Linked DNA regions of Homo sapiens: regions 1 and 2 are each linked to region 3. The links are chromatin loops, found by intact Hi-C in ENCODE. Cell type or tissue: A673. All regions are shown on one strand. Links, peaks and the distances in the headings refer to the core of each region. The heading gives the core; the rest is flanking DNA.

Region 1 (10,423 bases), core at 3,974-6,473, 400 kb before region 3:
CAGTCTGTTTAACTCAAAATGTTCCAGAAAAGATAATTAAGCATTAATAAACATTTGTCAGTATCCTTTTTTTGATAAAATGCTTTTAAACCATATGCTTTTTAAAATGTATTTTTGTCAAGACGTTGGAGTTGCTAATGCAGCTCATTCATGTATGAAAATTGTCTGCTCTATAATCTAATGGACAGAGCCAGTCCCTGTCAAACCAGTTAGCCATACCACACTTGTTTGCTGTCAGTAAAGGTCTGATACCATTTTTCAGTTCAGTGAATATGTTATTAGGCATCCTTGTGACAGTCATCTTGTTTCTGAATTCTAAATTTTTATTCTTGGATAGATGAATGGATGGATGGGTAGAAGGGAAGAAGGATGAAAGGAAGAAAGAAAGGGTACCAAGCCCAGCCATGCCATGTTTACCTCCTGGAATCAGTGTTTGTTTTGTTCTCACAGGACTGATATGGTTTGGCTCTGTGTCCCCACCTAAATCTCGTCTTGAATTGTAATCACCATAATCCCTACGTGTTGAGGGAGAGACCCGGTGGGAGGTGACTGGATCATGGGGGTGGTTCCCCCATGCTGTTCTGGTGATAGTGAGTTCTCATGAGATCTGATGGTTTTATGTGTTTGACGGTTCCTCCTACACACACTCTGTCTCTCCTGCTGCCATGTAAGACATGTCTGCTCCCCCTTCCACCATGCTTCCCCAGCCATGTGGAACTGTGAGTCAATTAAACCTCTTTTCTTTATAAATTACCCAATCTCAGGTAGCATCTTCATAGCAGTTTGAGAACAGACCAATACATAGGACTCCAGCTCAATAATAAAAAATCTTTGGAAATAAGGGAACGAAAAAGGCAAAGACATTAAATAAGAACCATCATCACTTCCATTTCATTCTATTATATATATATATTTTAACACATTTTTCAGTATATACAAGCATACTTTGTTTTACTGTGCTTTGCAGATACTGCTTTTCTTTCTTTCTTTTTTTTTTTTTTTTGAGACAGAGTCTCACTCTGTTGTCCAGGCTGGAGTGCAGTGGTGTGATCTTGGCTCACTGCAGCCTCCGCCTCCCAGGTACAAGCGATTCTCCTGCCTCAGCCTCCCAAGTAGCCAGACTACAGGCGTATGCCACCACGCCTAGCTAATTTTTATATGTATTTTAGTAAAGACAGGATTTTGCCATGTTTCCCAGGCTGGTCTTGAACTCCTGACCTTAAGTGATCCACCCCCCGCTTGGCCTCCCAAAGTGCTGGGATTACAGGCATGAGCCACCACACCTGGCCCAGATATTGCATTTTTAATAAATGGAAGGTTTGTGGCAACCCTGCAAACCTATTGGCTCCATTTTTCCAACAGCATATGCTCACTTTGTATCTCTATGTTACATTTTGGTAATTCTCACAACATTTTAAGTTTTTTAATTAGTGTTATATCTGTTACTATGATCTGTGATCAGTAATCTTTTTTGTTGTCGTTGTTCAAATCCAGGATAATCTCTGTAAATGTGATGAGTGATCTTTGATGTTACTATTGTAATTGCTTTGGGGTGCCACAAAGCACACCTGTATAAGACAGCAGACTTAAATGATAAATGTTAAGTGTGTTCTGACTGTTCCACCCACTGGCCATTCCTGTCTCTCTCCTTCTCCTTGGGCCTCCCTATTCCCTGAGGCAATATTGAAATTGGGCCAATTAATAGCCCTACAATGGCCTCTAGGTGTCTATTGAAAGGAAGAGTGATATGTCTGTCACTTTAAATCAAAAGCTAGAAGTGATTCAACTTAGTGAAGGCATGTTGAAGCCAAGACAGGCTGAAAGCTAGGCCTCCTGTGCCAAACAGCCAAGTTGTGAATGCAAAGGAAAAGTTCTTGAAGGAAATTAAAAGTGCTATTCCAGTGAACACACGGATAATAACATTATTGCTAATTATTGCTGACTTGGAGAAAGTTTGAGTGGTCTGGATAGAAGATCAAACCAGCCCCAACTTTTTCTTAAGCTAAAGCCTAAGCCAGAGCAAGGCCCTAACTCTGCAGTTCTTTGAAGGCTGAGAGAGGTGAGAAAGCTGCAAAAGAAAAGTTTGAAGCTAGCAATGGTTGATCCATGAGGTTTAAGGAAAGAAGCCTTCTCCATAAAATAGAAGTTCAACATGAAGCAGCAAGTGCTGATGTAGAAGCTACAGCAAATTATCCAGAAGATCTAGCTAAGATCATTGGTGAGAGTGGCTACACTAAACAACAGATTCTCAATGTAGACAAAGCAGCCTTCTATAGGAAGAAGATGCCATCTAAGATTGTCCTAGCTAGAGAAGAGAAGTCAATGCCTGACTTCAGTGCTTTATAAGGATGCTTGACTCTCTTGTTAGGCAGACTGGTGACTTTAAGCCGAAGCCAATGCTCATTGACCAGTCTGAAAATCCTTAAGAATTATGCTAAATCTATACTCTTTCTGTGCCCTATAAATGGAAGAACAAAGCCTGGATGACACCTGTTTATAGCATGGTTTACTGGATATTTTAAGCACACTGTTGAGACCTACTGCTCATTAAAATAAGATTCCTTTCATTGACATTGCACCTGGTCACCCAGGAGCTCTGGTGAAGATGCAGAAGGAGATTAATGTTTTTATGCCTGCTAAAACATCCATTCTGCAGCTCATAGATCAAGGAGTAATTTCAACTTCCAAGTCTTATTACTTAAGAAATAATGTCTTACTATTTGAGAAATATTATTTCAGAAATACATTTTATAAGGCTATAGTTGCCATAAATAATGTTGGGAATAACATTATAGCTATAGTGTTACCGCTGATGGATCTGGGCAGTTAATTGAAAACCTTCTGGAAAGGATGCACCATTCTAGATGCCAGTAAGAACATTTGCGATTTATGGGAGGATGTCTGAACATTAATAGGAGTTTGGAAGAAGTTGATTCCAACCCTCATGGATGACTTTGATGGGTTCAAGACTTCCTTCAATGGAGGAAGTAACTGCAGGTGTGCCAATCATGGTGGAAATAGCAAGAGAACTAGAATTAGAAGTAGACCTGAAGATGTGGCTGAATTGCTGCAATCTTATGATAAAACTTGAACAGATAAGGAGTTTCTTCTTATGAATAAGCCAAGTAAGTGGTTTCTTGAGATGGAATCTACTGCTGGTGAATGTGCTGATACATTTTTGAAATATACATTTAGAATATTACATAAACTTAGTTGGTAAAGCAGCCACAGAGTTTGAGAGGATTGACATGAATTTTGTATGTGTTTTAACTCTTTTTTTGTTTGTTTTCTTTTAAACTTTTTCCTTTTTTTTTTTTTTTTTTTTTTTTAACGAACACTTTCGTTGAGGGCTGACTTTCAATAGATCGCAGTGAGGGAGCTGCTCTGCTACATACGAAACCCCAACCCAGAAGCAGGTCATCTTTGAATGGTTTAGTGCCAGGTTCGCCAGGAACATGCATTGCGTGACAGGCGAGGGGACAATCACCTTTCTGTTGACTTGAATTTTGAATGAAGTTGTACTGTGAATAAAATGCTATCAAACAGAATGGTATGCTACAGAGAAATTGTTCATAAAAGGAAGAATCATTTGATGCAGCGAACTTCATTGCTGTCTTATTTTAAGAAATTGTCACAGCCACCCTAATTTTCGGCAGCCACCACCAGATTAATCAGCAGGCATCAGTGCTGAGGCCAGATCCTCCACCAGCCCAACAGTTACAACCCACTGAAGGCTCAAATGATTGTTAGCATTTTTTAGCAATAAAGTATGTTTTAATTAAGATATGTATTTTTTGGACATAATGCTGTTGCGTATACTCAGACTGGAGTACAGTGTGAACATAACTTTTCTACCCACTGGGAAACCAAAAAAGTCAGGCGACTCCATTTATTGCAATATTTGCTTTCCTGTGGTGGTCTGAAACTGAGCCGACGGTATATCTGAGTTGTGCCTATATTTGAATTTGGAACAGCCCAGTGTGGTCCCACGTACCCCCATTACTAGTGACATACTTCCCCTTTATCAGACTCATGTATAAGTAAGAAGCCCACCACAGTGCCTGATTCAAGGAGACTCACAGATACATCTTGTTTGTCTCTTTGTGGATGACCTGGAGGTTTCATCACCCTGTAAGTGAGGTTCAGGGTGGGTGAGAAAGTCTGCCCTTCTTTTACACAGTGGGAGATGGGAGAATGGGCAAGGGAAAAGTGGTATCTCTGACAGACCAGTTTTAGAAAAAAATACAAGTGGCAGTTGAGGACCTGGCCATTTATTCTTCCCTTAAGACTGTGCACCCCTGGGAAAGTTTTTGAGTACCTTGCTGGAAGACTTCTGCCTAAAAGACCTTTTATTTTGCAAAAATAGATGTGGTCTGTGGTATGTCCCCCCCACCCCTCAGCTTTAAGTTCTTTGGAAAGATAAATAAGCCTGGAGGGTCTACATTCTGGTCCACTCTACCTTTTTCATAGCATGACTGATGTTGACGTCATTAAAATAAACAGTAAGTATCCCGAGGTCCTCTCTGCAGTTTCAGGAGCACCATGTGACCCAATGACAGATGTGGGGTGCGATGCATGGGAGTGCCACTGGCTCCTCTGGATGTTCGTTGTAGCTGAAGGTGCTCCGCCCCCCCCCCACACCCCTACAACCTTCCCTCCCATCCCATCCCACCCTATTCCAGCTCCCTTCTCTAAGGAGCTCAGAATCACTGTTAGGCAGTGGAGGAGGCAGTAGCATCTCTGACCTGACTCTAATCAAGGACCAGACTGCTCACCTGCCCTCCCCTGGAGACATGAAGGATCCTGGGTTGCAGAAAGAAATATCCCCTTCCCCAAAAAGCCAGGGTGGGACTCAGGTTTCAAATACTAACAGTTTCAAGCCCCTAGACTTGTCTTGGCCTTTTTTTTTGCCTCACAGCCACTAGATGGCAGGACAGCATCGTTTTATTTCCAGTCCATAGGCACTAAAAATCCAGCCTGTTCTTTAAAAAAATATTTAGTGATTTTGTAATTTTCTGATTATTGAAGAACATTTGGAAAACACAGAAAAGCACAAAAAAAATCCAAATATCTTAAAATTTGTAAAGCATTCAGATTTTTAGTTATTTAGAGGAAATCATTGTGGGGCCAGTCCATATTCATTATGAACCACAGTTTATAGAACAGGGTCTAGGGTCCTCCTTGCACTTGAACAGGGTTCTGTCTTGATGTAAATATAACCCTATAGTCCTTGCCCTGGATATAAAGTCAAAGTTTTAACCAAATGCCTAGGCACAGCTACAGAAAATAATAACTAATTGCTGAATTGTAGGACATAGCCTTGGAGCTGTGGGAGGTTGAGGAGGGAAGGATAAGGAAGGACTGGAGGAGGAGCTGAAACTTGAGTTGTCAGGAAAAGCAGGGGGGGTATCAGGGGACCGGTGGAACCTCAGGGCCAGGGTGGAGATGATGGTCAGGCAAGGCCACCGATGTGGCTTCTGCCTAGGAAAGTGGGCAAAATCTGCTGGACAGGGTGAGTTAGGTCTTAATAGCATAGGCCACAAGGAGCCATTGTAGGTCCAAGACCAAGCCCTGGCCAGCAGCCTAGAAGATATTCTCTCCTAGGAACCTGAGAAATCAGAGGCTCCCTTCTGAGCTCTGCTCAAGGTCAGAATTCAAGAAAAGGAAAAAAAGGGGAAAACAGGTTTCCCGCAGTCTCAGATTACCCCTGGGCCTCCGTGGAGTCTCGTGTGTCTCTGCTGAGGAGTTTGTTTACCCTTCTGGTTTCCCAGTGGAAGAGAGCAGGAGAAAAGATCTATTCTCAACATTTGCTAAACTCCCTATTTTCCAGGCACTGGCTCGGATCACATGGGTTTTACCCTTGGCATCATCTCTGTTTTCCAGCCTTTGCCCCCTGGAGGGTGGTTAATAAATGCCACTTGGTTATAATTCTCTCTCCTGGAGGCATCTTGGGCTTCTTCACCAGTGAGTGAAGATATGTAAACACATCCCTATAAAAAATGTGTTATTTGTATAATTATAAGGAAGATTCAAGTGGCATCCTTTTTCATTTGGAGAGGGGTTAAAAAACTGTTTTAGAAGACGCAATGCTTTGGAATTAGAGACAAGAACAAAGAAGGCAGACCTTAATTCATTCCAAAGAATACATTCCAAGTTAAGCAAAAATTGTGCCATGATGCCCATTGATTGAAAGGGGCCAGATCTGGGCCCACTAAAGAAAATATGAACATTGAAATTTATGCAGGGCGTTTACTTTTCAATAAAGGAAGGATTCAAATTCAGCTTCCAGAAAATTGGATGCCTGTCTCCCAAATTTGTACATAGAGAATGATAAAGATTTAATGCTGTATTTGAAGCAGTGATGACACTATGTAAAATAATAGAAGTAGCAAAGTTGAGTCAGACAACCGGGGTTCAGATCCTGGCCCTTCCTCCCACTTACTATTTGAGGGACTATAGCAAGTCACGTGACCTTCCTGTGCCTCAGCTTCCTTATCTGCATAATAGAGATATTGATCTCTGCCCACGGGATTGTTATGAGAATCAGAGTAACCGTCAGCTTCCTGAATTACCTGAATGTGCCTGCTGAGGAAGAAATCATAGAATCATGATTTTAACACTGGGAGAACTTACCTAATTCCCTTCATTATGATCAAGGAAAGGAAGACCAGAGAGGTGATACGTAGCCACCCAAGAGGACCAGGACCGAGACACAGGCCTAACTTGTCCAGTGCTTCCCCCCAGCGTCAGGTGGCACCCACGACTTTGGTGGCACCAGGCTGTTCATCCACATTAATCCACCCACAGAGTGCTTTTTTCCTTCCACCCAAGTGGGTCAGCAAATTTTCTTCGTGTACACGGCTTCTTCTCTGCTTCACTTTGGCAGAGGGATGGTATAGGGACAGCTGTCCCAGCAGGGCGAGCAGTGGGCTTTCCAGTGGCGGAGGGATGGCATAGGGACAGCTGTCCCAGCAGGGCGAGCCATGGGCTTTCCAGCGGCGGACGGATGGCATAGGGACGCTGTCCCAGCAGGGCGAGCAGTGGGCTTTCCAGTGAAGAGGGCCAAGTGTACGTTTCAGGAGCAGCAAGCACAGGACACCAAAACGTGGGCAGAGGTCTAGAAACTGCAAAGCTGTAGCTTCTGCATGTGTGGGATACCTCCAGTTCTTTTCAGTTATTGCTCTTCTAGAGGGGATAAATTAAAGTGAAAAGGTAAGGTAAATCATCAGCTTTTCACAGTAATAGAAACCTAGAACACTATTAGCAGAGAAAAATTAAGCCTAGTAATAGAAAAGTACTATGAAAACATAACCAGTTGCTTCTCACATGAACATGTGATCACAGACAGGAAATGTGAGCGTGGCATTGCATGTTTAACCCCTGAGCTGCTGGTTTTCTTTCTCTCAAGGATCTGTGATGATGAGAATTTTGTTTGTTTTGTTTTGAGACAGAGTCTCACTCTGTTGCCCAGGCTGGAGTGCAGTGGTGTGATCTCACCTCCCTGCAACCTCCACCTCCCAGGTTCAAGCAATTCTCGTGCCTCAGCCTCCCGAGTAGCTGGGATTATAGGCGCGTGCCACCACTCCTGGCTAATTTTTTTGTATTTTTAGTAGAGACAGGGTTTCACCATGTTGGCTAGACTGGTCTCAAACTCCTGACATCAGGTAATCTGCCTGCCTCAGCCTCCCAAAGTGCTGGGATTATGGGCGTGAGCCACCCTGCCCGCCAATGGTCAGTTTTAAGGGGAAAAGATGGGTGGAGTGATTAAGGACTGAAGTATGTTAGCTGTTCTAATGCTGGACCCTGCAGCCGTAATACAGACGTATTGTATCCTCCATTCAGTCTATTAGGCTATTTAAAGACAATTCAGCCTTTTCTACCCCCTGGATGATTTGTTTTAAAGTCATTTGTCAATTTTTATTGTCAGGGACCCTACTGGTTTTGTTTTTTTGTTTTTTTTTTTTAGGGGAAAGAGGGAAATGTGGAGGTTGGTATGTTTTGGGGAGGGGGATCTATTCTTCTCCTTAGCCTCTTTTAAACTGAGTTTGCTTCCCCATGTTTATATTTTTGCAACTGACTTTCAGAGAAAAAAATGTATAGAGCGAATTTTCTCTCCTGTTCACAGACCTGAGGATGGCAGGTGATCAAGAGGCTTGTGCAGGGTAGCAGGTGTCATAACCTCATTGTATCAGCTTCATACCCTTTCTAGACTGTGGTCCTGAACCAAGAAATGGAGAAAAGCGTTGCTGAGCCGTTCACTTTATAAGTGTTTGGTTTTTATGTGTTTGCATTTTCCTTGTTGCATTTGGAGGGTTGAGATGGGGAAATACAGCAACTCCTGGATCGTTCACTTTATGCAAGATCATTGAAAAATGTTTGTATGCCTCATTTAAAAATGAAGGGCTTTGGTATGCTTCCGTGGTCTCCTATTATTTTTATTCACTTGAGTACCTTTAAAGGAAAAACATAACCTAATGAACTTGAACTCTTTAATTCACCACACACTCACTTCCTGTTTTTGTTGATTAACTTACATATAGTTTGACATGTTTTGCCGTCATGTGAGTGCCGTTTTGCAGCCTGGTGTAGATTTGGGACTTCGGTGGGTTGACCATGTGTGATGCTCATCAACTTGAACTGTATGATGGTTTGTTCTGTTGATACTCTGTCTCTTGCTTAGCTATTCCCCTGTCGTTCCCAATTTTTCACTCTTAAAGATTGTGCTCCTGGCTGCATGTTTATGGAAATTTTGTTTTCTTTTTTCCTTTGGACCCCACGCTCACAGACAGTTGCTTTTTTCCACAGGAGCCATCCCAGGGTTGGGGGATGCTACAATGGGGAGCCGGGGCATTTCTGCCGGTCAGCAGAGAAGGGAGAGGCCAGTGTGACCTTCCCAGCCCGAGTTTGAATGGTCCTGTGGAAAACTCCAGCGTGCAGTTCACTGCTGATTCAGTCACAGGCCTTCAGGGCCAGGCAGCCTGTGCCAGTCTTCTATCCCCTGCTGAGCTCCGAGCATGTTGAGTTTTTATTATTACAGAGAAGAAGGAAACTCACTTCCTGTCGTCGCAGAGCACAGCCTAGTTCTGATGCAGAGGGGACTGTTTTCAGATGGAGACACTAGGTACTACTACCTGCACTCTTTCTTTTCTTCTCTGTCTTGCTCTGTGCCTTAATATGTTAGGACTGTGGGGATGCCCTCTGTTGAGATGTTGAGACCATGAATGAATCATCCCAAAAATATTTAGACAAAGTGGCTACGAAAACCAGAGCTCTAGTTCCGAATGAAACAGCTCTGGGGAAATGTGAGCCTGGTGGTGTGTTTACTTTCATGCTGATGAATGTCTGCAGGCAGATAGAGCTACTGGGAATCCTATTCATGGTGATGCTTTAGAAAATTAATCGCAGTGGGCTTCTTGCATGCTTATATTCCTTTCCAAATATAGAAAGGCATAATTCACATTTTGAGTAGCCCAGGGGATCCATAAGAGGATAAAACCTGTATTTATCCACTCCAGTGATGGGGAAAATTACACTTGCACCCGGAGTGGATTGTAAAAATCCATTGTACTCTTTCTAAGGTTTTTCACTTCTTTGTAAAGTAGGCAGAATATTTTTATCCTATAACGTTTTCTGATACAAGTTGCTGTAGGCTCTTCAAGGATGTCTTTTTATCTAAATAATCATGAGAGCTTGGTTATAATTTTTTGACTCTTGACTGTTGTAGTGAAAATGACTGAGTTGACCTCACACTGTGAAATTAGAAGTTGCAGGAAATGGCTCTCTACCTAAGAAGTTAGGACACTCTGGTTCCTTCCTGATAGTTGATGCTGGCATTATTTGTGTTCCTAGCAGAGATTTATGCTTATCTGAACACATCTGGAAATGAAGATAGTGGTACTTGCCCATACTGGCGAAGAAGCTCAACATGAAGAAAGAGATGGGATGGTTAGGAAGCACTGGGTTCAACCTGCTGTGTTAACTTTCCTTTGCATTTTAGTGTACACTTAAGTGCACTTAATAAGTCATTCTACCAAGATATTGTAGTGTGTTGTGATCTTGCTTGTCTGGCTCTAAGCATAGTGATTTAGTAGCCAGGTTTCTTTTTTTAAATCTGCAGTGAATTGTGGAACACAGAAGCTTTTAAGCGGATTTAGAACTTTCAATTCACTGCTCTGGTTTATCTTGGACTTTGCACTTAATGGCAGGTTCCAAAACAAGAATCCTATGTTTCTTCGCAAAGTAATCTTAGTAAAAGTCTTCCGAATATAAACGGGGCCAAAGTAAAGGTAGTTGCATCAGCAGTTAGCAAAGAGAGGAAAAAGAGGAGGATGGATAGAATGGGAAGCGACAAACTCTGGAGGAAAAACTACCCTGGCCAGTTTTATTTGCCTTGTCTTTCTTTGCCTCTCATCTGTACTTTGCA
Region 2 (10,423 bases), core at 4,210-6,709, 120 kb before region 3:
GCATACTGGTTGTGCTGCAGTGATAGGGTTGGTGGTGGGTATTTTTTTCTCTCTTTTCCTAACTTCCTGTATAGTATAATCATTTATATTATTTTTTTTAGTATTTTCAGAAAGCTTCTCTCCCTTTTATAGCGTGCATGCCACCCAAATACCTAGTTCAAAAGTTTGGCACTTATTCTGAATGCCTTTCTTGGTTTCCCCTTAAATATCTCAATTCATGCCTCACGTTGTCCCTGTCTCCACCTCTCTGTTCTAGTGGAGGCACTTGGTGCCATTTCACTCCTCTTTCTGGTCATTGACATCCTTTCCAAATGGCTTCCCAGTTGCTGGTCTCACTCATTGTCCTGCTCATCCTCCACCCACAGCCAGAGGGAGCTTTCCAAAATACAAAGGTGGTAGTGCCACATTCCTGTTTACCCTCTTCAATGCTCATCACTGCCCCAAAAGACAATATCAATTCGTTTCCATACCCAGGACTTTCCAAACCCCAACCTGCCATGTTCTTCAACCCCATCCTTCCCTCTGCAACCACTCTCCCCAGTTTCCCTCCAGATCCTTTCTCTCCAGAAATACTCAGCTTCTTGCAGTTTCCTCACCCACCTATCCATCCTCCACCCTCATAGCTTATTCCAGCCACAGGCCTTCATGTAACATTCCCTTTGCCTGAAATGCCCCTCCACCCACCACCACCCACCCACCATTGAGGAGCTGCTGGGCCACCTCCTGGGCCTCCATAAAGTTCAAGCATAGCACGCTTCCCACCCAAGCAGGAGCCAATGGCCACATACTTTGTTCTTCACTGACCCTGTCCTTGTGATAGCACACAGCTGTGGAGCTGGGAATCCACATTTTTGTCTCTCTCAGTAGACTGTGCACTCCAAGAGGACAGACCCAATTTGATCATTGCTGTACCCTCAGTGCCTGGCTTTGATAGTGCTTGGCACAGAGAGAAGCTTTAATGAATATTTGTTGATTTACTGAAAGGATGAGGGTAAATCAAGGAATGAAAATGTGACTTCTGGCCATCCTTGTGACCATATTTAAAATGGTATCATCTAAAGTACTCAAGAAAAAGCAAGTCACATCGAGTGTCTATTGGTTCCCCCTTTTGGCTTTTTGTCTCTCTCACTGCTTTACCCTTTCCAGGCCCCAAACAAGTGTCTACAAGGAAAGTATAAAGCAGTACCTACCAGAATTTGTTGTGTCTTAGTGCAGCTGTGCTTAGGACTTCATTGGCAAAGGATTATGGGTGACATAATGGTGGGGCCTACATATTACAGTGTGGTTCAGTGGCAAAGGATTATGAGTGGCATAATGGTGGGGCCAGTGTATTACAATGTAGTTCAGTGGCAAAGGATTATGGGTGACACAATGGTGTGGCCTGTATAATATTACAGTGTAGTTTAGTAGCAAAGGATTATGGGTGACACAATGGTGGGGCCTACGTATTACAGTGTAGTTCAGTGGCAAAGGATTATGAGTGACACAATGGTGGGGCCTATGTATTACAGTGTGGTTCAGTGGCAAAGGATTCTGGTGTCAACACTGTATTACAGGAAGGTCCAGGTTTTGAAAAGGAGGATATTCCTAATAGAAATATCTGCTGCAATTACAGGTACCCTACCTCAGTCTCCTCTTTGTGCATTACAGATCATTAACTATTTGACAGAGGATAAGGCAAACATACAGAGAAACCCAAAGCCAAAGTCGTGGAAGCCACTGTGAAATGAAGATTAGCTAGAAAGGAAGATAAAATATCCCTGAAATTCTAATGTAAATCCATGGGAAAGAAAAGTTTGTTAACACACTGCTGAAAAGTCCATAGTCTGGGTTCTAGCCCATCTAGCCATTAGTTGTGTGACCTTGGACAAGCCATCTAAACTTTTAGAACCTTAGTTTCTGCAGTGTAAAATGAAGAGGGGATTGAAGTTGGTGTCCTATGAAAAGATGTGAAATTGTTTCAGAACACTAAAAATCTGTTCACAATACAACAGTAAGAACCCAGGCCATGGCGAGAGAAGTGGGTTCAAGTCCTGGAACTGCGGCTGTGTTTCACTTGTATGTCCTTGGGCAGACTTTCTAAGCTCTTTGAGCTTCAGTTTCCTAATCTGAAGATTGGGGCTTATGCCATGGAACTTCTAGAGCAGTTGGGAGGAATAGGAAGTAGTGTATATGTAGTGAAGTTAGCTCTGATTATTGTTGGGTTTTGAGGCCACACAGCATAGTAGTTAGGAGTTTGGACCCACCTGGTTTGAAACCCCAGCTGTGCTGTATGACCTTGGGCAGGCTACTTACTTTCTCTGCACCTCTATTTTTTCCTGTGACAGATGGAGAGAATGGTTTTACCTACCTCAAAGAATTATTAAGGGGATTCAATAAGATAAATATAATAAATAAGTGTGAAGATATTGCTCAGGATCTGGCTGGCAATGCTTTTGCCTTTTCACTGCCTGAACTGAGTCCACAGGACCAGGTGCTCCAGCCCCTCCCACTCTGGCTCCTTCTTGGCTCAGCCCCCTGAAGTCAGAAGGGCCCTTCCTTCCCATCCTTTCAGAAGGAAGAGAGAAGAGGAAGGCAAGGTCCCAGTGACAGGGGAAGGGCCCAAGATGACCTTGGAGGCACAGAGAAAGCTGCCTGGAACTCAACTGCCCTCAGAGCCCACTGGTTCACCCCCCCTCACCTCTCTTGGTTTCTGAAGCTTAAAATAGCCTGAACCGGTGTGGCCACATTTCACTGTGCCACTCGGAGAGAACCCCTAGGGTGTTTTCAAAGCTAGTGCTGAGCTCCTCGGGGCAGGCTCCAGCTATAAGTTATTCATACACACCCTAGCTCCACCAGGTCTGCTGCAAAAATGTGTTCTGAGCGCTTTTCTGCTAAGGCCCCATCTACAGGCAGCTCCACTTGCTGGGAGGGGTCAGATCAGTCAGCTACTTTATTTAATAAAGAGGGATTCTGAAACCCTTCCGTGGCTGCTAGGAGTGCTGCTGACCAGAGCAAAGCGACCACAGGTTCTAAGCAGAGGCAGGGGCTGCATGGTGGGGAAAGGCATAGCCTGGGAGTCAGGCAATTGGTGTTCTAGATCCACCTCCGCCCACACCGTTAGATGATCTGAAATAAGTCACCTCCCCTCTCTTTGCCTCTGTAGGTCTCTCAAACTGGTTCTGTCCTCTGCTACGTACTAGTCTCATTCTTAGACCTTATATGATGTCAAGATGGCTTCCAGCAGCTCCAAACCTACTTCCTCTCATGTTCACATCCAGCAGGAAACAAAGAGGGCTTCCCTTCCCCTCGTTAGCCAGACCAAAGTCCTGCCCTGACCCCTGTAGCTTGAGTTGGGCTATGTGCCCATCTAGGGTAGGGGACATGGTGAGCTGGCCCACAGAGCCCACTCTGACCTCCTTCTGGGGCTTCCGTATACTGCAAAGGCTGGAAAACTGAAATATACATCCACAGCCTCCCTCTAAGCTGGGGTTCTGCAAGCACATCAGGTCCCAGCCACAGGATGTGGTAGGGTGAGATTTGAAAGACAGCCGTGAGAGAGGCACTCTTTTCTTGCTGTGGCTCCTGGCCCAGGACGGTTGTTTCAGTGTCCAGTCTCTAGCTTCTCAGATGTTGAAAAGCTTCAGAACCCTAGCCTGTAGCAACTGGATGTATTCTTGAATACAGGGGTTCTAGTGGGGGCCTCCTCACTCTCTGCCTTCTTGTTTGATCACTGGTGGGCAATGGGCATCTTTCAGGAAACCCAGCCAGAGCCTGCTCCTTCAGTCCTTCCAGTGATTTCATGAGCACCTGTTGCTTTGTGTTGAATACCTTTCTGATTAAAAACTGCCAGAGTAATTCCTTGTATCTGACTGCTGGCCAAGGCACCATCCCTGAACCAGTCACTGGGCCAGAGAGAGAGGAATGTGCTGATTGCCTAGAATTTGACATATACACCCGTCTCCGGGGTCTGTGTTGATCATCTCTGCCAACAGATACAGACCAAGAAAGAGAAGAGTTTCCTGAAATTACTATTACTTTAATATTGCTAAATTGCTTTAATAATTAAATTACAATGATTAAAATGGGGAATTGAAATTGGGCAACCAAAATCAGCAAATTCCCACTACCTATCCCAACCCAGATCTCACGGTGGGGAGCTCTAGAAGGCAGATAAATGGAATAGCCGCAGACATGAAGATTTTGTCCAGGTCAAACTTACGATGCAGCAGACATTGATGGTGCCACACCCAGATACCACCAATCTCCCTCGTGTGCCCAACACCTGGTTTCTTGAGGAAAACTCTCCTGGGTGACCCGAGCCACTTTGCCCATGCTCATAGACAGCTGGTGGGGGTGGGCGCCTGGAAGCTCACCTTGCCCAGGTTGACCCTTAACCAATGACTGACCACAGCCTGGGGCTGAAAGGCCAGCTCCCCTGCCTCAAGTACGAACTGACTCTAAGGTTTAATTTACATTCCAGAGCTCCCCTGTGGGGTTGAGCCTAGGTTGAGACTTGGCTGGAGATGGAACCTGTGCTTAGCTTCTTCCCCTTCCTTATCCTGCTCCCCAAGCTCCTAGAGGATTTTCTGCATCAATCATTAGCACAGGAATCCTCTTCTCAGCGTCTTCTCCAAGGAACCCAGCCATATTGAAATGGCCAGAATCATTCAACAGCTTGGCATGAAAATGATCAGTTTTCAGCCAGCGAAAACTCTGACCTCTACTCTGCCTCACTTGGAACATGACATTGTCAATGTTGAAGTGAGTCTTGCTTCCCAGCTAAGATTCAGGCTGTAAAATAGGTTCCTTCTTTTTAGAAGAGACCATTCCTTGGGGATCTTCTATAATTCTTTCTTTGTCCTTCAGCCAAGATTGGAGCCTTGCAAACCTAAGACAGCATCAATTAATCTTGTTTTTATTTTCACTGCTCCTTGATTAGAAAATGTTAACGATCAGAGGTAACCCCAAGTTCCTTAATAAATATTTGAATAAGGAACGTCTTTCCTTTCATTAGCTTGAGAAAAAGGTCGCTCTGGTCTTTGTATTTTAATACTGAACTTTTTTTTTTTTTTTTTTGTAGAAATCAGAAGGGAGTAGAAGAAACTTAAGTGTCTTTTTCTTTTTCTGAAAAGTAAGCAAGTTCATTGCACCACTAGCAGATACATAAAGGCTAAAGCCTGACCTCACAGGGCCCAAGAACAATTCCTGACCCCAGCCAAGATGAACACTGGGAATTTCCTTCTTAAGCAGCGGTTCAAGTGTCCAAATCAGTAAACGTCTTTGTCTTGGCGCCATGCAACCCACAGTCTCGCTACCTCCTACTGGGAGGGCCCATTACTGGGGAGATGGTTATATTGTAAGAAAACCTCTGTTTGCCAAATTGGAGGGTTGGGTAATTACAATTCCAGGACTTCACGTAGGTGGTTTCTTCAAAGGCCTTCATTTATTTGCTGCTTAGTGTAGAAGAAACTTCATTTATGCAGTTTCTTTTGCTCCCAGGGAGCCTAAGAGCTTGGTACAGCTAATGGACTGCTTATCACTGACTTTAATATAGTTCCAGGCAGCTTAATGCTAAAGCAACTTGATGATTTGATATGAAAAGCATCTATTTTTACTGAGAATGGAAGATTAACTACTCAGGTGTCCATTCAGAAAACAATGTAGCTGGCCAAAGACATTTGTTTCTAGAAAGAGACAGAGGCAGGAGAGAGAGACAGGGACAGAGAGAGAGGAAGGAAGGAAAGGAAGGAAGGGAAGGAAGGAGGGAAGGAAGGAAGGAAGGAAGGAAGGAGGGAGGGAGGGAGGGAAGGAAGGAAGGAAGGAAGGAAGGAAGGAAGGAAAAGAGGGAGAGAAGAAGAGAGAGTATACATGAATATATGCTGGTAAATATTAATCCCTGGCAGACAAGGCCGGCTCTGTCCAATAGAAATATGATGGGAGACGTGTGTAATTATAAAGTTTCTAGTAATCACATTAAAAAAATTAAAAACCAGAAGAAAGTAAAACTACGTTTAATAACATATTTCATTTAACCTAATATATCCTAATGTCACCTTTAATAATTATTTAATAATTAATGTAACCATTAATGTTTGAAATGAAATTATCATTTCAACGTGCACTCAATAGAAAGAATATTAATAAGATATATTGCATCCGCTTTTCCTAATTTTTCTAAGTCTTCACAGTCCCATGTGCTTTCTGCACTTACAGTACATCCCACCTCAGCCACATCTCAACACTCAAAACCCTGTGCCAACTGCGGGATGCTGCAGTGGACAAACCAGGCAAAACCCATCTTTATGGAGCTAACATCCTAATGTGGCCTGGTCTCTGCCTATGCCACCCGACTGAAAGGACACGAGTGACCTCCAAATGGCCTCTCCTTACTCCCAAGCCTCCTTGGCATTCTCTTTGATGGCTCTGCAGTGCGAGTCACATTTGATTATCTATGTCTTGAAATGTTCTCTTCTTGATTTACAAAACCCGATATTCCTGGTTCCTATCCTGTCCCTCTGGAGCTGTACCCACAGTGCTTTCTCATTGCCCTCCAGATACAAGTTATCTCTATGTCTGTCTCCATGTGAACAGCTCCCAATCCCAGGCTCCCAGGCGGAACCCGGCTCCTCACTCCCAGTTGCCTGCCCCCCACCAACACCTAAGAACAAATGCTCTGGACCAAAACCCTCATTTCTCCTGCTGCCCGTGCCAGCTCTCTTCCTTGATGCCCCAGGTTTCATCCATGTCACCATCACCACTGAACAAATATTCAGTGAGCACTTACCCTGTGCCAGCCGTGAGATGCCAAAATGGACAAACCAGACAAAACCCATCTCCATGGAGCCAACATTCTAATGAGAAAGGAAGTCAAATATATAGTGGTGTTACGTGACCTCAGCAAGAAGGGGACACGAGAGCAAAGATTTGAAGGGGGCAAGAGCTCAAACCATGCAAATACATTGGGAAGGGCTTGTAAGCCAAGAGACCTCATGGCTGGGGATGTCCAGTGTTTGGAGTTGGAAGAAACCATGCTACTGGAGTCAAGGGAGCAAGGGGGAGGAAAGAAGGAAAGGAGATCTGAGGGTAGTGAGGACCCTGTGTGGTTTGGCTGTGTCCCCATCCAAATCTCATCTTGAATTGTAGCTCCCATAATTACCACATGTTGTGGGAGGGACCTGTGGGAGATAATTGAATCATGTGGGCGGCTTCCCCCATACTGTTCTTTTGGTAGTGAATAAGTTGCATGACATCTGATGGTTTTATAAGGGGAAACCCCTTTCGCTTGGTTCTCATTCTCTCCTTGCCTGCCGCCATGTAAGATGTGACTTTCACCTTCCACCATGATTGTGAGGCCTCCTCAGCCACATGGAAATGAGTCCATTAAACCTCTTTTTCTTTATAGATTACCTAGCCTCAGGTATGTCTTTATAAGCAGCATGAGAACAGACTAATACAGGACCCTAGAGTGGCAGGCCATCTAGGCCATTGTGAGGGTTTTGGTTACCCAGGCTTAGAATGCAGGGCTGGTCTTGCCTGTGCTTTTCCATTCATTCAGTGTGCAGAGCTGACCCTCAACCTCCCTAGATCCCATTTCCTACTCTTCATTTTATCCAATCTCCCCTGCACCCCCTAACATTGGTAAGTTACTCTCTCTAAAACACAACAGTGATCATATCCTACTTTGTCACAACTTATCCCCAGCACCTTTTGTATAAGGTTTAAAGCCTCTGATGAGTCATTTAGGGCCCCCTTGCACAATCACCCTTCCCTCTTTGCCCATGGCTGCACCTCCCTCCAGTCAGATTGGAGTTTTTGCAGTTCCCTCTGCGAGCCTTGTAACCTCTCTTGTTTCCTGCACCTGAAGTATACTGGGTCACTACTCAGTTCAGGGAATAAACACGGTATCTTCTGTGAAGATGTCCCTCAACCAGGTTCACCCCCTAGGGGTAGTCACTTCTTTGAGCTCTCATAGCATTTTGCATTTGTTTTTAGCACATTTGCCATTTTTGACTTGCATGATAGTTATCTTTGTCTTATCCTCTCCTAAATTTGTCTAGAAAACTCACCCTTTTGGTCTGTGCAGACCTCATAGTTCCTAGGGTTATGCCTCCCCAGAATGGGGTACCATGTATTTGTTAAATATTCCAGTGAAAGAATGAATGAATCACAGTAATATAATGAAATGCTGTGTTGTACAGCTCTGTGGGGGCAGTGGAATTGGACATTTTCTTTCTTTCCTCTAATGTCCAAAAGTGAGTAGTGTCTGTTGTATTACTGAAATAAAATGTTCATACTTTTTAAAAATCACTGTAAGTCGTCATCAGCCATCAATCATCAATCATCAGTCAGGCAACTTAAACTTTTCTGAGCCTGTCTCCTCAGCTCTAAGAAGAGGACAAGCATTCTCACCTCATAGAGTTGTAGTGAGAATTAACAGGAGAGCATGTATGAAAGATATTAGGTACCTAGCCTGGCACATAATAGTTGTTCAGCAAACATATACGATGATGATGATGATGGTGTTGATGACGATAATGATGATGATGGTAGTGATGATGGTAATTATGACTTTCAAAGAGCTAAAAATGAAGTGCTTAAAGGAGAAGGTTCTGTCTGGGTGGTTGGGTGATCACAGCTCTCAAGGTAAGGTAATTAATTTTTCCCTCCATCTGATGCTATTTGCAAAAGTAAAGGCCATCTGATATATTCATAGAAGGTTCCAGATATATCAATTATTCATTCCCACATCTGAGACTTTGAAACAGGTAAATTTCATGCTGGGACTACAGATGACCAAAAAGGAAAAAAATCTAGTTAGCACGGCTATTCAGTGTGATGAACTGTGTACAGTATTAGATCTATATGTAGTTTTTTAAAAGGAGCACATTTTTCTTATAATAGTTTTATAGTTTTATTTTTACATTACAAAATGATGCATGTTTATTACATTATAAACAAAAAAGTAAAAAGAAAATAAAATCACACATCATTCCATTATTTAGGAGCAACGTCTGGACATGTTGAGGTATATTTTTCTTTCTGATAATGTTTTATTTTTTTTCCTTCTAACATTTTGAAAAAGTGCAATGTATCCTCTCTAACTATGTTACTGGTTAAGATTCATTTAAATTCATTTTTCTCTAATTAGTAATGACAAGAATGAAATAATACCTATTACCTTTCTCTTATGTAAAATATTATATTTAGTATATTACTTACTTTCTTCTTCTTCCAACCATTCTCAGCTCTGGTTTGATCAATGTGGAATTTTTGGATTAAATTACTGTTACTAATAATGTATATGTTCTCTTTCAATAATTATTTTAATATTTACTTAATTTTTATAACCATATTAGCAATAATTATTTGGATTTACTTATATTTAACTGGTTTCATAGTTTAAGACCTATACACTTATTCTGTGTGTCCTTCCCATTCTTAAGTGATTTTTTTACTTCATCTGTCATTTGACTGCTTCTGGTCAGTTCTTTGAGTAACTTTTTCAGCAGGGCAGGTAAGTGGTTGACTTTCTGAGGTCTAGAATATCTGAGTGTGTGTGACCATTACTCGGCTGAATGTAGAAATAGTAGTTCATAAGCATTTTTTCCCAAATTATGTGGATGTTGTTCAGTTGCTTCTTTTGTTTCATGTAATGCAGGAAAATTATAAATTCACACTGATATTTATTCATTTGTAATAATTTTCCTGGATGCTTACAATGCTTTTTTTTCTTTACCCTCGAAATTCAAAAAGTTCATTAGGGTAAATCCACTGGTCTATTTAATAAATCTTGCCTGGTACTTAAAGACTCATCTCTTTTCTTTAGCAATTTAGGGTCACTCTGTTTGGTAGTGGGGTCAGAAATAATGGATTTCAGAGTGTCTGAAATCCAGGCAAGCCCCAAGCTTTTTAAATAACTGCATAAGTGAAAGGCAGTGAGATGTGATAGAAAGAACTCAGTCTGTTGAGTCAGCTCTGCAGATGATCAGCTGCGTGACCTAGGACTTGTCACCTGATTGCTCTTGGAGCCTCAGTATCCCCCATCTATAAATGGAGATAGAAAGAACTCCTTGCAGATTTGTTGTGAAGAATAAACAAGGAAACAATCAGGCCTATTATAAATCATATCTCCTCTTGTGCAATATAAGGAGAGTAATTCCTTCCCAGGCCAAGGCCATACAACTTTGGTTCGAGAAAAAAATCAAATTCTATATTGGAACTCAGAGCTGCTCTTCTTACTAAAGGTAAAGGGTCTCGGAAACATGGCTCCCTCCTTGAAGGATGGGAATATTCTAGGGGACCAGGGTGCCTGCCAAGGGTGAGAATGAACATCAGCAGATCAGACCCAGTTACAGGAGCACAAACTGCAGCCTTGGGAAGAGCAGAGGGAAAAGAAAGGCTGTTTCTCTCCTGGTCACTGACATATGCCTCTTGTCCTGTC
Region 3 (10,423 bases), core at 5,156-7,655:
CAAGAGAGATTTTCAGTGAAGCTCCCTGAAAGCTGTAGAGAAGGCAAACCAGGAGTCCACTCTCTGCTCAATTTCCTGTTGAGTTCACCCAGCCTCCTTGCCATCTGGCCTCAGCAATAGGTGAGGGCCCTCACAGGGCCCAGCACGGAGTAGGCGTGCAGTCGATGATGGTGATGGATAAATAAATGAATGTTTTATTTGCAATATCACTCTAGGCTCAAATTCCCAACAAGGCATGACATTTAGTAGCCTCTTTGCAAATGTATCTTTTCACAAGGAACTTGGCCTCCAAATCTTGGGTGTGTACAGAGAATACAACTTTTCACCAGACCTATAGGCACATCGTCCGAAGCGGTCTGTCCCACCTCTATGGGATGACCACTTTCCTTTGTCTAGCACCTGACACCCTCCAAAGTCCTTTTTCTTACTTTACCTCATTTGAGTCTCAAAACAAGAAAGGAGGGCAAATTTTATCCGTTTTACCAGTGAGGAAACTGGCGCTCTGTTATGGGCTGAATTCTGTCTTCCTAAAATTCATATGCTGAAACCCTAACCACCCCCCCGAACCCCACAATGTGACTATATTTGGAGAAGGGGCCTTTAAATAAGTAATTAAGTTGAAATGGGGTCATGAGGGTGGGCTCTCATCCAATCTGACTGGTGTCCTTATAAGAAGAGAAGATTAGGACACAGACAAACACAGAGGGAAGACCATATGAACACAGCAAGAAAGTGGCCATCTGCAAGCCAAGGAGAAAGGCCTCGGGAGAAAGCAAACCTGCTGACACCTTGATGTCCGATGTCTGGCCTCCAGCACTGTAAGAAAATACTTTCTGTTGTTTAAACCACTCGGTCTGTGATCTTTTGTTATGGCAGTCCTAGCAAACTAATACAGGCTCAAAGAGGTTAAGTAACTCACCTGAGGTCTCACACCCAGTAAGAAGAGTGAACTTTTGTCCATATGCCCCAGTTTGAAAATTCCTTTTTTTTTTTTTTTTTTGTTTTTGGAGACAGGGTCTCTCTCTGTCACCCAGGCTGGAGTGCAGTGGCATGATCACAGCTCACTGCAGCCAAAACTTCCTGGGTTCAAGCGATCCTCCCACCATAGCCTCTTGTGTAGCTGGGACCACAGGCACGTGCCACCATGCCTGGCTATTTTATTTTATTTATTTTTTGTAGAGACAGGGTCTTGCCATGTTGCCCAAGCTGGTCTTGAGCTCCTGGGTTCAAGCAATACTCCCACCTTGGCCTCCCAAAGTGCTGGGATTATAGGCATGAGCCACCGCATCCAGCTTGAAAATTCTTTATCAAATAAAACAATTTATTTAGGTGGGGAAACACTGCCTCACAGCTGCTATTGCATAGTGGGCCTCTGACTGACTGACTTCTACACCGTTTAATTGCCTGAGGGTTATACACACAGGCACGAATTATAATGTTCCTTTAATTTCAGGCAACATTGATTCAATTAATATTTACAACAAACTGTTTCTTCGATCCTAGGCAGCACTGGGAAATAATACATGGTCCCCAGTCCCCACTCCTTATGACCCTCACCCCACCTCCAGGGAAAGCTGAAACAGCCCTCCTTATCTCTCGTGATTTGTTCAATAATCACATGCCCTATTTGAGCAACAGGCAGAGAATGACAAAGATTCTGACACAAATTAGACTTCTTCAGATAGATCTGACTCCAATTCAAACAGCTTTTTGACCTTGACTTATTTCCTGTGGGTTTAACAAAAGCGCATCTTCTCCCCTCCCCACCCAAGCCAGAAGGGACTCTGCTCACCCACAGGAGGCCCACTTTGTTTTTGTTTTTGTTTTTTTTTTTGAGGGGGAGTCTGGCTCTGTCACCCAGGCTGGAGTACAGTGGCACAATCTCGGCTCACTGCAACCTCCACCTCCTGGGTTCAAGCAATTCTCCTGCCTCAGCCTCCCGAGTAGTTGGGATTACAGGCACCCACCACCACACCTGGCTAATTTTTTGTATTTTTAGTAGAGATGGGGTTTCACCACGTTGGCCAGGCTGGTCTTGAACTCCTGACCTCAAGTGATCTGCCCACGTCGGCCTCCCAAAGTGCAGGGAATACAGGTGTGAGCCCCTGCACTGGGCCAGGAGGCCTACTTTTTAATTCTACTGTTTCTCCTTTCCCTGCTTCCCAGGGACCCTTCCAGAGACTGAGTTGGAGCAGGTGGTTTTGCTTTGCGTTCTGACCAGGAAGTGAAACCTGGGTGTGAGCAATGTTTTGCATTATGGGGCCATTTCACCTTTTCCTCCCTGCCTCGGGAAGGAAGGCTTGCAGTGTCCAAACTGGGTCTGACCTCTCAGGGGACATTTCTCAAAGCAGTGGGAACAAGAGTCCCTCAGTGCTGGATGGCTGGGGAATGGGTGGCCGAGGAGTGAAGCTCTATTCTGGGCAGAGCACTCCCCCTTGCTGAAAGGGCTGGAAAACGCTTTTGTCCCTGCTGGAAGTGGAGTAGCGTGGGATACAGGGCAGGGGGTCGCTGCTGAGTTTATCAGGGGAGCAGAGATTAGGCACTACTTGGTTAAAATACTAACTGCTGGGCTGGGTGCAGTGGTTCACGCCTGTAATCCCAGCACTTTGGGAGGCCGAGGTGGGCGGATCACCTGAGGTCAGGAGTTCAAGACCAGCCCAGCCAACATGACGAAACCCTGCCTCTACTAAAAATACAAAAATTAGCCAGACATGGTGGCATAGGTGTGTAATCCCAGCTACTTGGGAGGCTGAGGCAGGAGAATTGCTTGAACCCAGGAGGCAGAGATTGTTGAGTTAAGATCACGCCCCTGATCTTGCCTGGGCGACAGAGCAAGACTGTCTAAAGAAAAAAGTAATAGTAACTGCTGAAAGTGACAGAGACGTAATCCATATGTGCAACCGCCAGATGGCCACATTCTGTGTTCTGAGCCAGGTTCCGCCGAACGACCGCCCTAGATGATGATTTCGCACCCTGCCCAGCTCCAAGACCAAAACCTCAGTGTTTTGAGAATTCAATTTCCTACTCATTGATTTAGATAACATACATGAACTTGAATTCATTAGAAATATGCCTTTGTGTCTTCATGATCACCATCTTTGTGGTTTTCAAGATGATTGTTAGATCCTTATCAAAATATAAACAATTGGCAATGGTTCCAATTGTGTCAACAAAAGCCAACTTCAAACCTGTAATCCTCATGCTGAGTGGAGAGGCTGGTGCCCCACCCGGGCTGTGACATGGTGGCTTGGGAGATGTGTGACTCAGATATGTCAGACCATGAGTGAGGCACCCAACCTTCCCTCCCAGTGACCTTTGAAGTAAGGCGAATTGAAGTCCGCTGGTCTCCAGACAGGCACGGTAACGTGCACGCATCGGATGTGGTTCCCGGGGAATGGTGGGTGATTGTCCATCTTCCTAACAGTCCTCAAATGAGGACTCAGTTCCAGCTCTTAACGCAGCACAACAGAGTTCTTAATAGTAAAAGTCGTACTTTTCACTCACCGTGAAAAGCAAGTCTGCACATTGCTAGATATGTCCCAGTATTATTATCCAAGCTCCAGAAACGTACTCAGCCACAAAAGTAAAAATTCTCCTACTCCACGTGGAAGTGGCTCCGTGAGAAAAATTCCCTATCAAGCCAGAAACGCACCTACAGAGGGAGAGAACGACATGAGAGGGGACCGGAGTTCTCAGGGAGGAGGGAAGCCTGGCTCCGCATCCCAGAGCTGCCAGGGACCCGGAGCAGAAGGAGGAGGCGGGGAGGACAGGGGCGCCGACGGAGACAGGCGATCCCTCGGAAAATCCTAAAAGCCAGTGAAGCGTGGGCTCTGGACGGAAACAGAAGGTCAGGGCCGTGGTTCACGCCGTGGGAAACCGCAGCCAGTGATAAGCTGGGAAGCCACAGGGGCTGGCAGCTGCAGTCGGAACGAAGCGGCTGGAAGCTCCAAACGGGAGCTCTTCCCAGCTCGCTTTCCACTTCGACGGCACCGTTCAAAGCTCTGCTCAGACACTGGGACAAATAAATGACAGGGCTCCGAAAAGAGGGTGAAGCTCCTCCGCGCCCGGCTTTTCCCTCCGCAGAGCCTGGGCTCCCCGCCTCGCGCCGCCCCTGACCGTGGCAGGCTCGGTTCCCTCCTCGCTCTGCATCCTTTGATTCACGTACGGCCCCGTTTCCAATAACCCTTTCCAGGAAGCCAGAGAGAGAAAGCGCCCAGCTCCCGGCCTGCAGAGTGGGGAGGGAAGAAGGAAATGATTGTGTTGACTTCATCTGGAAGCAGGAAAATGCTTCTCTCCCTCCTTCTTCGCCAAGCCAAGAAATAGATCCTTTACCAGAAAGCCATGTGGCCACATGGCCACCACTTGCAGAGGGGCTGGGTGAGGAGGAGGTGCTTTGCCAACGTCTCAGCTGACAGCAAAGGCCAGTGGCTCATCAGTGAGAACATCATACCTCTGTCAGAGGGGAGACCCTGAGCAGCTCCCGACACCCACACAGGGCTAGGAATTGACGGTGGCTTAGGGTACACGTAAGAGGAACAGCATCCACCACAGGACAGTCCCTTCCTCGCGTACCACCCGGGATCCCTGCTCCCTGTCATCGCCATACTGTGTTCTCTCAGACTGTAAGGTCCTTGTCCTGTCTCCCTCACATGGATCCTTTCCAGACCACGGGCACTCTCTCAGGTCAGCAGGTCCAGCTGCAATCTGGAATCAGCATCTACCGTGTGGAAATGGGAGAGGGGACTTGGTTCTTAAACCAGGGGCCTTGGCATTAGCTACCTTTGGTTTTTCTCCAGAAATAAGAATGATTGGCCGGGCGCGGTGGCTCACGCCTGTAATCCCAGCACTTTGGGAGGCCGAGGCGGGCGGATCACGAGGTCAGGAGATCGAGACCATCCCGGCTAAAACGGTGAAACCCCGTCTCTACTAAAAATACAAAAAATTAGCCGGGCGTAGTGGCGGGCGCCTGTAGTCCCAGCTACTTGGGAGGCTGAGGCAGGAGAATGGCGTGAACCCGGGAGGCGGAGCTTGCAGTGAGCCGAGATCCCGCCACTGCACTCCAGCCTGGGCGACAGAGCGAGACTCCGTCTCAAAAAAAAAAAAAAAAAAAAGAATGATTAGTTAGATAATTATAAACAATGGGGGGGGGGGGTAGTTTTGTCGTAGTTAGCAAATTACATTGAATGTAACAAAATCTTAAACCATAAAGCAAAACGTGCTGGGTTTCTGCTTCCTGTGGTGACATGACATGAAAGCCCAGCTCTTTTTCCAGGAGGACACTTCTCTGTTTACAAGACTGCTTGAGCAATCCCATTATCAACTCTCTCCAGAGAGGATACAGCTGAGGCAGCTCAAATTCAGAACCTTATTTTTAAAGAACTAAAAAAAAATTAGATCCTTTGATAAGATCACTCAAGTATAGTCCAAACTAGCCTCCCAAATTTTGGAGTGCCAGCAATTATGTTCAATATCTCCCCATCTGCCTCCCCCCAAAAGAACCAATTAATATCTTTTTCTTTTCTTTCTTTCTTTCTTTTTTTTTTTTTTTTTTTTTTTTTTAGACAGAGTCTTGCTCTGTCCCCCAGGGCTGGAGTGGCAGTGGCACGATCTCGGGCTCACTGGCAAGCTCCACCTCCCAGGTTCAAGCGATTCTCCTGCCTCAGCCTCCCGAGTAGCTGGGACTACAGGCACCCGCCACCACGCCCGGCTAATTTTTTGTATTTTTAGTAGAGAGAGGGTTTCACCATGTTAGCCAGGATGGTCTCGATCTCCTGACCTCGTGATCCACCCACCTCGGCCTCCCAAAGTGCTGGGATTACAGGCGTGAGCCACCACGCCCGGCCGATTTCTGAAATTAAGAAGTTAAAGATTTAGGTAGCAGTGGAGTTGTTTGCCCGTTTGGGAGTGGGGAGGTTGAGACGTGCATCTGGCTGATGTGCGGCAGGAAGGTGGCATCACAGAACACCGGGCACATCCTCTCTAACAAGTGCTCTGCAAAATGCCTGCAAGGACGTTGCCCTTTCTTCCAAATGTCTGGCTCTGAAAGACTTAGAAATAAAATTTTCAAAGGTTGGAAAGCTTTTGATATTTTCTGCATTAGGAGTTTGGACCACAGTAAAATCATACTCATCATATGTTGGATTAAGCTAGTGCCTGCCATCCAGGGTCGTAGACTCTTCTAGGGGTTGAGTATCTGCCTTTCACCTGACACTGGAAAGACAAGGACTGAAAAAAGCTGGAGTTACAGGAGAGACCTCCCAGGATCCTGCAGACAGGGCAGGATGATGAGAAGGAAAGCGTGTCGTTCCCAGAACTTGTCTGTGAAGATTGGGTGGTTTAATAATATTCATCCGCCATCTAGTGGCATTTAGAGCATAAACTTAACTCACACATTTTCTAGGAGCAACTACGTCAGGGAGGCCTAATCTGCTAGACTTAGACTTTATAAATTATTTTTATTTTTTTACTCAAATACATTTTTAAAAATCCATCATTAGGTTCGTCAGGGAGAAGAATATTAATAAGAACTAACTTTGAATCTGTTTTGGTACATTGGGTGATGACCAGAAACTGCTTTGCCTGATCTTTTGTGGCAGGTGACAGCTTGTTTCTTCATACTAATGTCATCTACAGTGCCAAAACTACACGTACACATGTAAGAAAATTCCTTGCCATCTTCAGTGCTGGAGATGAGGAGTTCCATGATCAGCGCATCACTGTGCCTTTACTATTTGTACTTCTTTTGGAATGCTTTTATAAGGATAAGACCACGTCTTTCATCACATCACACCATTTGCACGGTTGGTCCTTGCCTAGTGCTCAGGATCTTGCAATGTCCTCAGCCCTTGAAGAACCATGTTCAGGGCTGGGGTTCTGAACTCTCTCCCATTACAATAGCTGTATTAGTCGGTTCTCATGCTGCTAATAAAGACATACCTAAGGCTGGGTAACTTATAAAGGAAAGAGTTTGGCCAGGTGTGGTGGCTCACACTTGGAATCCCAGCACTTTGGGAGGCTGAGGGTGGATCACAAGGTCAGGAGTTCGAGACCAGCCTGGCCAACATGGTGAAACCCTGTCTCTACTAAAACTACAAAAATTAGTTGGGTGTGGTGGTGGGTACCTGTAATCCCAGCTACTCAGGAGGCTGAGGCAGGAGAATTACTTGAACCCCGGAGGCGGAGGTTGCAGTGAGCCGAGATTGCACCACGGCGCTCTAGCCTGGGTGATGGAGCAAGACTCCATCTTGAAAAAAATAAATAAATAAAAATAAAGGAAAGAGGTTTAATTGACTCACAATTCCACATGGCTGGGGCGACCTCACAATCATGGCAAAGGAGGAGCAACATCATGTCTCACATGGTGGTAGGCAAGAGAGCGCATGTACAGGGGAACTGCCCTTTATGAAACCATCAGATCTTGCGAGACTTACTCAGTATCATGAGAACAGCACAGGAAAGCCCCACCCCCATTATTCAGTTACCTCCTACCAGGTCCCTCCCACGATACGTGGGGACTGTTACAATTCAAGGTAAGATTTGGGTGGAGACACAGAGCCAAACCATATTAATAGCTAACGTGTTCAGTTCTGGCACTATGTGATCAGGTACAAAATGGGTTTTATCCTCATTATCTCATCTGACTCTCACAACAATATTATGAGGAAGGGGCCTCCTAGCACCCCCATTTTGCATATGAGGAAAATGAGGCTCAGAAAAGTCAAGCAACTAGATCAAGTGATGGTGGAGCCAGGACTCAAACCAGACAGTCTGATTCCAGAATGTACACTTTTAGCCATTGCAGCCTTCTCCTCCAAGTGATTCTCCTGCCTCAGCCTCCCCAGTAGCTGGGATTACAGGTGTGTGTCACCACACCCGGCTAATTTTTGTATTTTTAGTAGATACGGGGTTTCACCATGTTGGCCAGGCTGGTCTCGAACTCCTGACCTCGTGATCCACCCGCCTTGGCCTCCCAAAGTGCTGGGATTACAGGTGTGAGCCACCGCGCCTGGGGGAAATCATTGTTTTATGGCTCCCATTTTTTAAAGCCACTTAAGGTTTTAATGCTTAATGTCGCTAACTCTGTTACATGTTCTTATCATCCCAGGGTGCTCTTTGTTTTACATTTATTTTCTTTTTTCTTCTTTTAAGAGTTGTTAAAACATCTGGGTAGTGGAAGTTTTATATTAGCTAAACTAATATAAATTTATGTACTTAGAGGAAGTACACTCAGCTGAGGATAGAGTGATGACAATGGTCAAAATTAATAAAACTAAGGGGAACATACTGCAGAAAAACTTGTACTCATGTCATTTGAGGCTGTTTATAAGATTTTTTTAATTTTCCATTTTAATGATTATGTGCTAATACAAGGCAGTAATTACTTGCATCTCTAACAACTAAGTCTATAGATTTCTACTTGAATATTTCTTTTTTCCTTCTATGCATCTGTGATGGTTAATATTGAGTGTCAACTTGATTGAATTGAAGGATGCATAGTATTGTTCCTGGGAGTGTCTGTGAGGGTGTTGACAAAGGAGATTCACATTTTGAGTCAGTGGACTGGGAGACGCAGACCCACCTTCAATCTGGGTGGGCACCATCTAATCAGCTGCCAGTGCAGCTAGAATAAAACAGGCAGTAGATGGAAAGAGCAGACTTCCTGAGACTTCCAGCCTTCATCTTTCTTCCATGCTGGATGCTTCCTGCCCTTGCACATCAGACTCCAAGTTATTTAGCTTTTGGATTCTTGGACTTACACTTGTGGTTTGCCAGGGGCTTTCAGGCCTTTGGCCACAGACTGAAGGCTACACTGTCAGTTTCCCTACTTTTGAAGTTTTGGGACTCAGACTGGCTTCCTTGCATCAATTCTCCTTAATAAACTCCCATTCTTATATACGTCTATTCGATTAGACCTGTCCCTCTAGAGAACCCTAATACAGCATCTTTCACAGATATTTGATCCATGACAATTAATTGGCTAGTACTTGGCCTTGAAATCTTGGATCTATATAGTCAATATCTTTACTTTACAATATGTAATGGAATTTTAAAATGATAAACTATAACCCTTTTCCAGCCAATGAACACTGAAGCTCAGAGAGCTTTTAGTGGGCTCTTGGCAAATGACTCAACCAAAGCAGTTAATGCAAAAAATCTTTCACATCTTATTGTTTTTAGCAAAATGTCTCACCAGGGAACTCTTCAGTACAGAAAACAAAATTTCTAAAAATATAAAAATTATATTTATAAGATATAATTTACAATATAACTTGAAGCGGTTCCTAAGATAGTGTTGTTTTCTACTACATATTAATATGTAACATCAGAGCTCTGCTTCCTTTCAGCTGAAATATGACCAAAAATGAAGGGGCAGTTCACTACCAGGACAGTTTTTGTCTTTGCTTAAAGTTGACGTCTATTCCCATATCCTGCTTGCTAAAAAACCGGCAAAGAGCAAAAAGCGTTCCTTGAGACTCTCACATACCAGCAAGAAATATGTGCCCAAAAAATTTAAAAGAAAATACATGGCATTTTTTAATATTATAATAATTTGGGCGCAGTATATTCTTTTTCAATGATCTGCAGGGTAAATTATATCTTGGGCTGCACAAATTAATCTGAACTACCTAGGGAAAATGTGACCAGTACAGAGATCTATTTAATAGTGTTATACGCCTGGATTAATTTTCCTTTGGCACTGTGTAAATTGATCTTGCAACTGCTTAGACAAATAGTGGTTAGGAGCAAACTGAATAATTTATAACTCATTCACTCATTCAGTAAGAGGTGACTGTGCATTCTGTTTGTGCCTGGCACTGTGTTAGGGCTGAGGACCCTGGTGACTAGAAATTTCATGTCGTGCCTGAGAGCATAAACCTTACAGTTGGAAAGCCTGAGTTCAAATTCTGGCTCTCTGGTTAGTAAGCTAGCTGCTTTCTAGCCAAATGACTTCAAACACATTGCTTAATCTTATTTAGCTTGTTCATCTCTGAAATGGGTTTTTTCTTTTTTGCAAGAATAAAATAAATCAACGTAAGTTATCTAAAACAGTACCTGATTTATAGCTTATGAGCCCAGATCTCGAATCAAATGCTGAGCCCCTTGTATGCAATCTAAGGAATTAGGGACCTAACTTTATTAAATAACTAAAAATCATTCTTTTTGGTCGGGTGCGGTGGCTCATGCCTGTAATCCCAGCACTTTGGGAGGCCAAGGCCGGCAGATCACCTGAGGTCAGGAGTTCGAGACCAGCCTGGCCAACATGGTGAAACCCCATCTCTACTAAAAATACAAAAACTAGCTGGGCCTGGTGACTCACATCTGTACTCCCAGCTACTCAAGAGGCTGAGGCACAAAGATCGCTTGAACCCGAGAGGTGGAGGTTGGAGTGAGCTGAGATCACGTCACTGCACTGCAGCCTAGG

The links. A loop is a pair of places that touch in the nucleus more often than their neighbours do. Peaks named below come from ENCODE experiments on the same cell type or tissue, not always from the same donor. Only the 100,000 strongest peaks of a DNase experiment are listed, where the experiment ranks them.
Region 1: it touches region 3 in a loop (5-fold over the local background); 84 of 110 quality-filtered maps call a loop at or near these places.
Region 2: a loop joins it to region 3, with 8 times the contacts of the local background. A loop is called at or near these places in 3 of 110 quality-filtered maps.

Annotation. Positions count from the first base shown.
Region 1 is chr10:113,700,326-113,710,748 of GRCh38, forward strand. The region is part of intron 2 of CASP7 (caspase 7); the gene reads left to right. It overlaps LOC124902505 (a long non-coding RNA gene), which reads right to left. Exons shown (of 2, transcript XR_007062294.1): 2 at 10,356-10,423. Among named protein-coding and RNA genes, the nearest start is that of CASP7, 26 kb to the left of the region's middle. In A673, for the core only: a CTCF peak has its summit at 4,914 (motif pointing right); DNase peaks (open chromatin) are centred at 4,936 and 5,886; H3K27ac peaks cover 1,363 bases.
Region 2 is chr10:113,980,247-113,990,669 of GRCh38, forward strand. No RefSeq gene overlaps it. Among named protein-coding and RNA genes, the nearest start is that of ADRB1, 58 kb to the right of the region's middle. RefSeq lists enhancers at 3,001-3,080, 3,181-3,250. In A673, for the core only: no CTCF peak of the experiment used is centred there; DNase peaks (open chromatin) are centred at 5,305 and 6,235; H3K4me3 peaks cover 1,204 bases; H3K27ac peaks cover 2,500 bases.
Region 3 is chr10:114,097,163-114,107,585 of GRCh38, forward strand. No RefSeq gene overlaps it. Among named protein-coding and RNA genes, the nearest start is that of ADRB1, 59 kb to the left of the region's middle. In A673, for the core only: a CTCF peak has its summit at 6,371 (motif pointing left); DNase peaks (open chromatin) are centred at 5,279 and 6,329.